2 separate regions of the Mus musculus genome follow, and region 2 is linked to region 1. Evidence: chromatin contacts called from ENCODE Hi-C or POLR2A ChIA-PET data. All regions are on one chromosome and are shown on one strand. The core of a region is the stretch at or near the end of the contact, and the rest is flanking DNA. Distances in the headings are between cores, read along the strand shown. Region 1 holds the start of Fnip2 (folliculin interacting protein 2). Region 2 overlaps Fnip2 (folliculin interacting protein 2).

Region 1 (5,422 bases), core at 1,146-3,645:
GGGGGCTATCATGGTGGCTCAGCAGGAGAGAGTACCTGTTGCCTGATCACCTGAGTTAGCGTCCCAGGTAAACACAAGGTAGGAGCAAACAGGGTTCTGAAAGTTGTCCCCGACCTCCACCTGCATGCTGTAGAACTGGAGTGTGTGTTCCCACACGCATACAAATAAATGTATAGCACAGTAAAAAAAGTTAAAGACTGCACTTTCTTCTCCCTTAAACACCAAATGAGAAGACAGAACATGGTACTAATATTGTACTCACAAAGTGGGAATCAATTTTCCTAATATGGCCGAGCCCTAAATATAGCCACATTTTTTTGTTGTTGTTGCTGTTGCTCAAAATACACTGAATTTAACCTTATCCATGGGAAGGGAAGAGTGCTGGTGGACAAGTAGGCAGGGAACGTAAGAAACAGTGACAAGTACCACGCATCTCCACGGGCACTCAAATGGCTGTAATGTCCTTGGTAAGGGCCACCAAAGAAGACACCTGAGGAATCTTGGTCTAGTCTAGGATTCCAAGAAGAATTAACATGTCCTGACTCCAAAGTAATTCTACAACTCAGAGACGTTAGACGACAGCATCACGGGTAGGCAGACAAATAGAAGGCACAGAATCAGGTCCAGTCTGCCTAACGGAAATGCACTGACCATGATCCAGGCAGTCCTCACAATTTACCTTCCAACCTCCCACCACACACACACACACACACACACACACACACACAAATGCTGCTATTCTGTTTAATGTCTCATTCTCTCCAAGTTGGAGCCAGGGATGGCAGCACGTGCTTACTGTAATCTTACACTTGAGAAGCACTAACAGGACGATCAGGTCATCAATTGATCGAAGCTAGCCTGGGCTACATAAAACTGGAAATACAAGATAAAAGAAAATCTTATATAACTATAGGAATGTGTTTGTATGTGTTTTGAATGAATTTTTATGCAATAAAGGAGATGAGATTTAATCAAAATTCATTTCAAATGCGATGCTTCATGTTGGTGTTCCCAGAACTTGAGAAGCTAAGGCAGGAAGATTGTCAAGAGTTTAAAGCCAGCCTGGACTAATGAGACCTTTGTTTGTTTGTTTGTTTGTTTTTAAAAAAAATTCAAAGTCTTACATTCTGAACATAAAGTATCCCTAGAAGGTCTGAATCGGTGTGAGGTGTTCAGTTTTCTGTTTTGTTTTGTTTTGTTTTATAGTGATGAAAACTTAAATGGCAAATAAAATGTTTTCTCAACTAGTAGTGCTGAGAGACAGTACAGGACCCAGGAGAGCATCTTTGGAAACTTACCACTCAAAAGCAGAATAGTATAGGGATGTTACTGAGAGCCAATTGCTTAGCTCAAAATGCAAGACCAGCCGCCACTTAGAGCTGTGGGTCTTGAGCCAGCTTAACACATGCTAATCCAAAGGTATGTGTTCCGAAGATGAACTATTAAATATCTGCCTCTGCTTTGTTAAATTAGAACCCGAGACGTTTCATAAAAAGCATTTCCCTCCCTTTCCACTCATCATGCGGCATCAGCCTTCTAACTGATGAGGAAATTACACACTTTTATTCATCCGCCGGCGAGCTTGTCATACACTGCAAGAAAGAAGCTGCTTTTTTCGTGGCTTCACCCTTTCCAACTTCAAAATACTGTCACATACTCAGTGGGTTGGAGCTGCCTGCAAAATGACAGCTTACAGGCTCTGGGGCAGGGGAGACGCAGGTGACTCTCCCTCCAGAGACCCTGGAAGGTACACACCGGTCCCAGACGTGCTCAGACACGGGGGCATATGGAGAAATTTTGTGGGGCACCTGAGGAAAGAGGGCAGAGGATGGCGCAGGGCTCCCACCTGGGGAGACCTGGAGAGCAAGGAAGGAGGACGGCGCTGAGGTTCCACCCAGAAGGAGCAGTAGAAAAGGGACAGGGCGGTTCGCGGCTCTGAGACCCTGAAAGAAGTGGAAAGAGGAGCCCAACCTGGGAGAACCCGGCGAGGGAGGGAAGAGGATGCTGCTGGGTCCCACCCAGAAAGAGGGGCGAGAGAGGCGTGGGGTCCCACCCGGGAGGACCGGGACAGAGGAGAGTGAGAGACTGGGGTCTTTCCCAGGAGGATCTGGGAAGAAGGGACAGGGTGGCGCGGGGTCCCGCCCAGGAGGAGGGGACAGGGTGGCGCGGGGGTCCGGTCTCCATGCAGCCCGCCTGAGGCCTCCCTCCCGCTCGCACGCGCTCACCTGAAGGCCGGCTCCTCCTTGGGCGGCCGGGCCTGGGCAGACGCTGCGCCGCCGCCCCTTTTGTTGAAGAGCTTCTGGAGCAGGGTCGGGGCCATGGCGTGCACGCGGCGGCCCGGGCGGGCGGCCACGCTCCGGGACCCGACGGCTCAGCGCGCAGCCCACGGCGGCCGCGGCGGGGCCATGGCGACGGGGGCGCGGCCGCCCGGAGGGGCGCGAGCGCGGGACCGCTGCAGCGGACGGAAGGTGCGGCGCCGCGGCCGCCGGCCGGTCATATGACGGAGCCGGCCCGCCCGGCTGACAGCTCGCTCCCGCGGGAGGAGGAGCGCGGAGAGGGCAGCACGAGGGAGAGGGAGGAGCACGGGAAGAAGAGGAGGGAGAGCATGAGGGAGGGGAGGAGCACGAGGATGGCAGGGAGGGGGGTGCACGAGCGAGGGGGAGGAGCGCCGGGAGGAGGGAGGAGGAGCGTCAGAAGGCAGCACGAGGGACTGGGAGGAGCAAGAGGGACTGGGAGGAGCGCAGGCGATGAAGAGTGGAACGTGTTGGGAGGAATACAAGGGAGTGGGAGAGAGGAGTGGGCGATGGAGGAGGAGCGCCAGGGAAGCGGAGAGTGGAGCCGGGAGAGGCTCGTAGGGAGGAGTGGGGCGGGGCGTGTGGGGGGAGGGGGAGGAGCATAGAGGCCTAACGTCTCCATTGGCCAGCTTTACCCGCCCTGCGCCGACATCACTAGGGGTACGCCCGGAGTTATCACTCGCCGGGCTCTTACTGGGGCTAGAGAGTTGGGCGGGGTGCACGAGTCTTCACACACTTGACCTACTGAGCTCCAGAGCACAACTATGGAGGTTTTTGTTCTTTGGAAAGAAAAGCCCTTGAACTTGGTCCTCATTTTATCGGGTCCAGGACTCCCTAGCAGAAAACGTGGCCTGAGCTGGAGAAGCAACTTTAGTGCCTGACGTTGCTGCTGGGGATTCTGGCCCCTGCTGCATTTGAGGTCCCAGCAAGCAACTGCCGGAACCAGAGTAAATCAGCAGGCTCAATTTTGAATTTACAAACAGTTTATTCAGGTCACCGGGTTTTGTTTTGGTTTTTTTTGTTTTTTGGGGTTTTTTTGGGTTTTTTGGTGTGTTGGTTCCCACTGGTACATAAGTCACACAAAAGCTGTGCATGTACTAAGCCCATATGTGCGTGCGTTAAGCCCACATATACACACAAATGATTGCTTTCCTAGTTCGTGTTCACATTGGGCACATAAAAAAAAAAAAAAAAAACTCAATAGATTCTTTGATTTAGGGAAGCTGAGTGTGTGCTTAGACTCATTTGCCTGTGCTTTCACGCCTCAGACCCCCTGAGAATTTATTGTGCTGTGGTGCAAGACGTTAAAGAACCTGCGGTTATGAAGAGTCTGACCACATTCAAAACAGTTTATTAATCTGTTTTGCGGCCTAGAGCTCTAACGTGGTTCAGATGGTAGGTAGTAGAGCTAGAGTTAGTTACTTTTGAGTTCCACTCTGACTCCAGCAAATTTGAGGACGGTGAACAAATGACCCACCAAGATTTCTTAGACTTGATCAAAGGAAAGTTAAGGATGGAGAAACATGGCTCAGCAGTTACAAACATAAGCTGCGTTTGCACGGGACTGGAGATCTCTTCCCAGCAAGTGGATCAGAAAGCTCACAACCAAGTCCAACTCCAGGTCAGAAGTCGTCCTCCCCCTTTTGGTGCCCAAGGGCACTGCACTCAGAGGCACAAAGTTACACAATGCGCGCGCATGCACACACACACACACACACACACACACACACAGAGAGAGAGAGAGAGCGCTAAAAAGCAAAACAAGCAAACAAAAAAAGAGGACATTTAGACGTTTAAAAGCAAACATATTTCACAAATATAAGTAATCAAAAGAGGGGGTGGGGCATAGCTCTAATCTGCTCAAGGCCCCCAATCCAGAGGTTGCTTCCTGGTTTCTTAGTCCGGGTCTCTAGCACTGCCACATGGCTCTGTATGTGAAGAGGAACAGGGATATTGTGAATGCTTAGAGATGACAGGATAACAATGAAATGAAATGAAAACTGGGACTTGTGAGGGCTGTCTTCCACAAGCCGATCTATCAGTTCCTGTGACTTGTTTCCATATATGCATGCTCTGTAGTCTGTTTTAGTTTGATTTCTGTTATATTATCATAAATACTGCTTGTGACCTGCTGAAACCTGGTTCTCCTTCCTGAAGAAGCTAGAAGAAAAGCAGTTAGGAGTCGTTTCTTCCCTCCTAACTGAGATATAATTATTAATATTTAATATCTGGATATAATGTTACCACTATCTTGATAGAAGCTTGAAGATGAAACCAGGACAAGACATGGTGAAGACAGAGCCTTTAAGAGAATTTCATTTTTAAAAAATTTTTCTCTATTGCTTATCATATCATGAAGAAATTTGTATTTCAACTCCTAGTCTGCCAGAGAAAATACTCAACACCAATGATCTCATTCCAGTTTTGTTGTTGTTGGGGATTTAACCTAGGGCAAACTACTCTGTTCTCATGTGATTTGTGTGATATATATATATATATATATATATACATATATATATATATATATATATTAGATAAGTATAGTGTATATGTGTGTGTGCATGTATATACATACACACACACACACATATGTAAATATAAAACAGGCAGGTGCTACCCACCTGGTTTACCCAGTGCTGAGCTTTGGGTATGTTAGACAACATGAGCTGCATACCCAGCCCAGTCTACTTTTTTCTAGTATTTCAGAATGTTTCTTTTTTTTTAATATTTTTTATTACATATTTTCCTCAATTACATTTCCAATGCTATCCCAAAAGTCCCCCATACCCTCCACCCCACTTCCCTAACCACCCACTCCCACTTCTTGGCCCTGGCGTTCCCCTGTACTGGGGCATATAAAGTTTGTGTGTCCAATGGGCCTCTCTTTCCAGTGATGTCCGACTAGGCCATCTTTTGATACATATGCAGCTAGAGTCAAGAGCTCCGGGGTACTGGTTAGTTCATAATGTTGTTTCACCTATAGGGTTGCAGATCCCTTTAGCTCCTTGGATACTTTCTCTAGCTCCTCCATTGGGAGCCCTGTGATCCATCCAATAGCTGACTGTGAGCACCCACTTCTGTGTTTGCTAGGCCCGGGCATAGTCTCACAAGAGACAGCTACATCTGGG
Region 2 (5,422 bases), core at 744-3,243, 36 kb before region 1:
CAGAAGATAGCACACTTGTGCTGTGGATGACACAGCCAACACGTGTCAATCAGACTAAAGCAGCTCACCACTGATGTGAGCAGAGTCCGGCTGGTGGAGAGAGGGAAGACATGTTCAACTGGCTGCTGACTGCTATGCTCCTCTGGATGGTACCAACAAAGCTGGTATCAACTGAGTGCAGCTAGAACATTCTGAATACACGTATGTTTCGACCATAAAGGCATTTTTACTGCACAAAACTCAAATACAGAAAATGTATCTTTAATCCTTTCAAGCACTAGGAACAAAAAATTTTAAAAAGTTAAAGGGGGGAAAAAAAACCAGGTTGCAAAGCATTCTGATATTTAAAGTATGTGAAAATTATTAAAGTCATAACAAAAGAAGTTTATTAAAAGTTTGAAAACCACTCACTCACACAAAGTTTTTTGGGTTTTGTTTTTGTTTTTTACAAATTTTAAAGAAATTGCCATGATCCAGGCTATTATCCTTTGTGGATGGCCACCCCAAATAACATCTTGGGGATTTGGAAATCTAGAAGAATAAAAAAACAGAAGGGAAAATGTCCTAATGATGCAGTTTTGAACTCCCAGAGAAGACTCTTTAAAACAACCTGAGCCTACCCCATAGCTCAGCAGTAGCATGCCGCAGTCAGCCCTGGGGCTGCCTCCCAGAGGTGGAGCTCCACTTCCCCACCACTCAACCCTTCTTTCCTGACAGGAGCAGGTAAGAGCACACGTATCACAGTGCCATCCTCAGGGTCCTCATGGTCCTCACCCTTCATGACCTTCATGACCTCTTGCTCTATGAACAGGTGCCTTTGGAAGAGCAGAGAGCATGTGAACCACTCTTGGGAAATGACCGTCGGAATTAAGTTCCACTACTAGAGAAGTTCTTCCAGAGTACATAAAGGGGCTGGGAGACATGGCTCTGTGGTTAAGAGCATTGGCTGCTCTTCCAGAGGGTCCAGGTTCAATTCCCAGAAGCTATGTGGTAGCTCAAAACCATCTTTAATTCCAGTTCTAGAAGATCTGACGTCCTCTGGCCTTCCTGGCACCAGGCATGTAAGTGGTGCACAGAAATACAAACAGACAAAACAACCTATACATATAAATAGAATAAATACATCTAAAAAGTATATAAAGTAACTAGAAAGAATATAACAGGTCCAACTGTGCTCCTTATGGCCAACCTCGCTATTCAAGTTAGTTTGTCATACACATCCTTTTCACAAAAGGCATTTTCCAGAGTCGAACCAGGTTCTCCCTCAGCAGCTGGCTTCAGCACTCCCACAAAGCAGGTCTCCAGTCCTTGCCTGTCCTCTGGTCCTCTGTGTGCTAAGTTAAAGCTCAGAGCTTTACCTTTTGCCTTATAAAGCTCAGCGTTCCAAAAGAGGACACAATCGATTCCACACAAGTTGGCCCCAGCAGAGGTAATGAACACTTAAGAAGTTAAGATAGTGACAGACTCCTAAGAGCCACTACAGATACCTGTGCCTACCTACATCTTTTCTACAGAGGAAAGGACTTGTTTCTACAAGTCACCAATAACTACATTTCTCCTACGTAAAGCATTCTTGAAAACATAATTCAAATCAATAAAGCTTCTTAGAGTCCCGTGTGGTTAGTATTTTCCAGACTGAAACAGAACTAAACATTCATACCTGTGGTTGAGCACTGTGGAATTTGTGTCGCGTCCTCCTCTGGCACATTTTGGAATCTTTGCACATACAAGTGTCTTGAAAATCCTCCCAGCACCACAAGTGGTATCGGTCAGACATCTGGCTGACTCCTGTTGGCCTACTGGCCAGTTTGTGCTGTCTGCTGTACCACCACACATCTCCTGAGGGCATAGATGCTCTTCAGTTGATCCTGACCAGCAGTGTGGACTAGCCCACTCTGTAAAGTTCCTTCATTATCTGAAGGATATGCCACGGTGACGAGCAGCAGCTCCAGACTAAAGACCATTTCCCTCCAAGCACAGCACGTGAGCCCAGCTACTACTAACTTCCTCTTTTGGGAGCTTAAAAAAAGGGATGTTCATTCATCATGCAAATGAAGCCCAGGATGACTTCTAGAAGCGGATGTGCTCTCAGTAAACCCATAATAAAGTAGACAAGTACAAATCTCTCCCTGCTTTTTCTCCGCCTGCACTCAAGTGCACTCAACAGGTCCAGCAGCTTGCACTGACTCACACCATCTGCATCTCGAGCTGAGTTTACAAGCAGCCCTGCCTTCACTAGTCACGAGCCCAGCTCATGTGGCTCTGGGTAAACCTTCAGCTGCAAGGTTGCTCTGACATTGGCCGCACCACCCTCTTAATGGTTCTCATGTGAGTAAGTATCAGCTGACAGCTTCTACTCCACAACCTTGCAAAACTCTGTCCACAGTGAGTGAAGGATGGCTACCCACAAGAGTCGAATGGAGATCTTAATATGTAGAAGGAGACGTGTGGGATGAGAAGCAGAGCTGGGGCACACTCTGGCCATGGTATGAGTGGGGATGGGGGAAAGTAATGATGATGAGAGGCAACTGATGGTAAAAAGCCTTCTAACTCTTGCATTTGAATTCCTGGGCTTATTCAAGCTGAGAAAGCCCTGAATTACCAGAGCCCTAGAACAGTGCTAGCTTCTGACATCAACATAGCTCACCTGGATATGGGAGTGTTAGGAGATAAATTTGAGCTGGTGATCCCCTAAACACAGGTCAAGGCTAGAAACCAACAGCAGAGTGATGATACCAATTCCTTTTGCCTGGAATTAGGTTGAAGAAAGTACTACTGGGTCCATCCCTAAGGTGAGGTGAACCATTGGCTGGCTCTATGGTCTTAGTCCTAAAAGTATCTTTATAAATTACCCACTAATTTAAGGTAAGGAAAACTAGGGATGCCAGGCCCAGACCTCAGTTGATTTAAGACATTTTACATGCCGTACATTGGACCGGAACCCGCCACCCTCCATGAACTTAAAAAAAAAAAAAAAAAAAAAAAAAAAAAAAAGACTTCCCAAGTTTCAGATTGCAACACACCTATGACAATGAATTTTCTTCTCTGTGGCAACTGCTAAACTGATGGTGTGAAGACAGACCTAGAGTAGGAGAGAACGAATTCCTTTTTGCACGAAGTTTTGACCCCCGGGCACAAACTGGCCATGGGTTCTTTTTTACCTTTCAACTGTCTAAAATAACTCAAAAAAAACAAAAACAAAAAAAAAACAAACAAACAGGGAACATCCAAATATTATGAAAATTAGTTCCAGTTTAAGGGACAGGACAGCTGGAGGACACAAATGGCCTACAGCATCTCCCAGTCATCTGATGCTCAGACCAAACTTGCAGAAGAAATGAGAGGGCAGGCGCAAGACTGACAGGACAATGCTTTAAATATGGCATAAACTGCAGGGGTAGGTGGGAAGTGCAGGTGGGAGGATGGCACACACCTTTAATCCTAGCACTGGGAGATGGGCAGATAGATCTCTGTGAGTTCAAGGCCAGCCTAGGCTACAAATCGAGTACAGGACAGCCAGGGTCTGTTACACAGAGAAACTCTGCCTCAAACAAGCAAACAACAAAAAGGGCTCAAATCCTGAATTCTATACAGATGTGTTAGAGAAATGCATCTCACTTTTTGTATAAAAAATGAATTTGGGGGCTGATTTGGTTTGGCTAGCATGCCTGAGGCCTGACATTTAGTCCCCAGCACCTCACAAACTGAGTGGTAAAGCACACCGGTCTCAGCACTAGGGATGCAGAGACCGTCTGAGAGCAGCCTGAGGTGCACGAGACTGCCTTTAAAAAATAGTAATAATAAAATAAATGATATTTTGGCTTAAAACTTCAATCTGGACTTAACTAGTATGTAAGGAAGGATCATAAAACACTTTTTTTTTTAAAGAGGGGAGGTATACTAAGATAGAACCCAGGGCTTTATACATGCTAGGCAAGTATTCTAACCATTGTACTATACCGCCAGCTGTCATGACATTCTTTTTCAACATTATACACATACTTAGTAGTTTAGCCACAAAACTGCTATTTCCAAAGTAATTCCAAATAATGTCATAAATATACCTATTTTATCCCTTATCCAAGATCCACACACATATAAATTAAAACAAGAATAACGGACAAAAAGAGGCATGCTCCCAGATGACATCTGGATAAGGATCTGACTGTACCTGGATGGGATTCTCTCAAACAGAAACTAAAGGAACCGCGCTCCTGAGAGCCAGTCCCTTACACAGTAACTGTCTGTCCCCACTGGGACTCTGCCATATGACCCAGGCCTCTGTCCTCTGAGTTCTTCTATAATAACTTTAAGCACACTTTAATACCTACTACATGCTTATTTTTCTATAGTATCCTGTAGGATGTTTAGGAGATTATAAACTCTTGGCATATGAAAAGTGGGCCTTGGGACTCTTCTTTGAACCACAGAGAGATTTCTACCTCTGGTATAGACACTTCTGAGTGGCTTAGCAAGCGTTCCACAGTTGCATTAAAGCTTTGATTCAAATCTACCTGCAACAAGCAGTATGTCTCTGTGGCAGGCTGATGTCTGGGATACTGCAACCTCCCCCTACCCCAAAGGTCCCACAGAGGCTTCGAGATCTTGTGGTCGTTCCAATCAATATAACTCACATCATATCTTATGAGAAAAGACATCAAAACTTACAAAAAAATGTGAAAGCAGTATTTCCTCTCTATGTTCCTTAATCTTTAATTCTGTAATTCAAAATCTGATGAAATAAATAGAATACAAAAAACACACTATCATACTTGACTTTGAAGTCTCTTTTCTACCCCAAATTGTCTCATATTTCAATACGTCTTCAAATTTCTGCAGTAAATGAAAGACAACTGTATCACCACAACCGTCCTTCTGAGAGATGAGAAGGCTCCCAGGGCAGACAGAGGTAAGAAAAGGTATACTGAGTCTCCTGAGCCCAGCACTGCTCTGTTTAAGTCATCTTCCTCCTGAAATGGAACAACCCGCTTACACAGGTCCTCACCCCGTGGCGTGTAATCGCACTGGGTACTCTACTCAAATGCTAAAACCACACATACCACAATTATCACCAGGTTTTTTTTTTTTTTTTTTTTTTGGTTTTTTCGAGACAGGGTTTCTCTGTGTACCCCTGGCTGTCCTGGAACTCACTCTGTAGACCAGGCTGGCCTTGAACTCAGAAATCCGCCTGCCTCTGCCTCCTGAGTGCTGGGATTAAAGGCGTGCGCCACCACCAGTTTTATTTGTAGCCCTACTCATGGCCCTTCCCTATCTTCCTCACAAAGCTCACCCACACATTACAGAAAAGAAAGAGTACCTAAAATCATCCGCAGTCACTGACTAGACCCCACAGCTCAGCACACTGCCTGCAACCTCTGCTGCCTCACTGGCTGGGTCATAGCACAGCAAACTCCCAATGTTA

The links. A loop is a pair of places that touch in the nucleus more often than their neighbours do. ChIA-PET counts read pairs that join two places held with the same protein, here RNA polymerase II (POLR2A).
Region 2: a map of heart shows a loop between it and region 1 (2.0-fold over the local background). The contact joins the enhancer-like site here to the promoter of Fnip2 in region 1. A Hi-C loop is called at or near these places in 6 of 37 maps with a recorded cell type or tissue (gastrocnemius, heart and left cerebral cortex). POLR2A ChIA-PET finds 5 or more read pairs at or near these places in 4 of 5 experiments (Patski and embryonic stem cell).

Annotation. Positions count from the first base shown.
Region 1 is chr3:79,565,284-79,570,705 of GRCm38, forward strand. Fnip2 (folliculin interacting protein 2) reads right to left here and starts at 2,396. Exons shown (of 17, transcript NM_001162999.2): 1 at 2,226-2,396. The coding sequence starts at 2,320. 4930589L23Rik (RIKEN cDNA 4930589L23 gene) reads left to right here and starts at 2,909. Exons shown (of 2, transcript NR_152118.1): 1 at 2,909-3,915.
Region 2 is chr3:79,529,883-79,535,304 of GRCm38, forward strand. All of the region lies in intron 1 of Fnip2 (folliculin interacting protein 2), which reads right to left. Among named protein-coding and RNA genes, the nearest start is that of Gm36442, 20 kb to the left of the region's middle. Within about 2 kb of position 1,994, at least 1 of the 3 ENCODE cell types and tissues checked has a DNase peak (open chromatin) inside an H3K27ac peak, as active enhancers do; it is heart, where a contact is called at or near this core.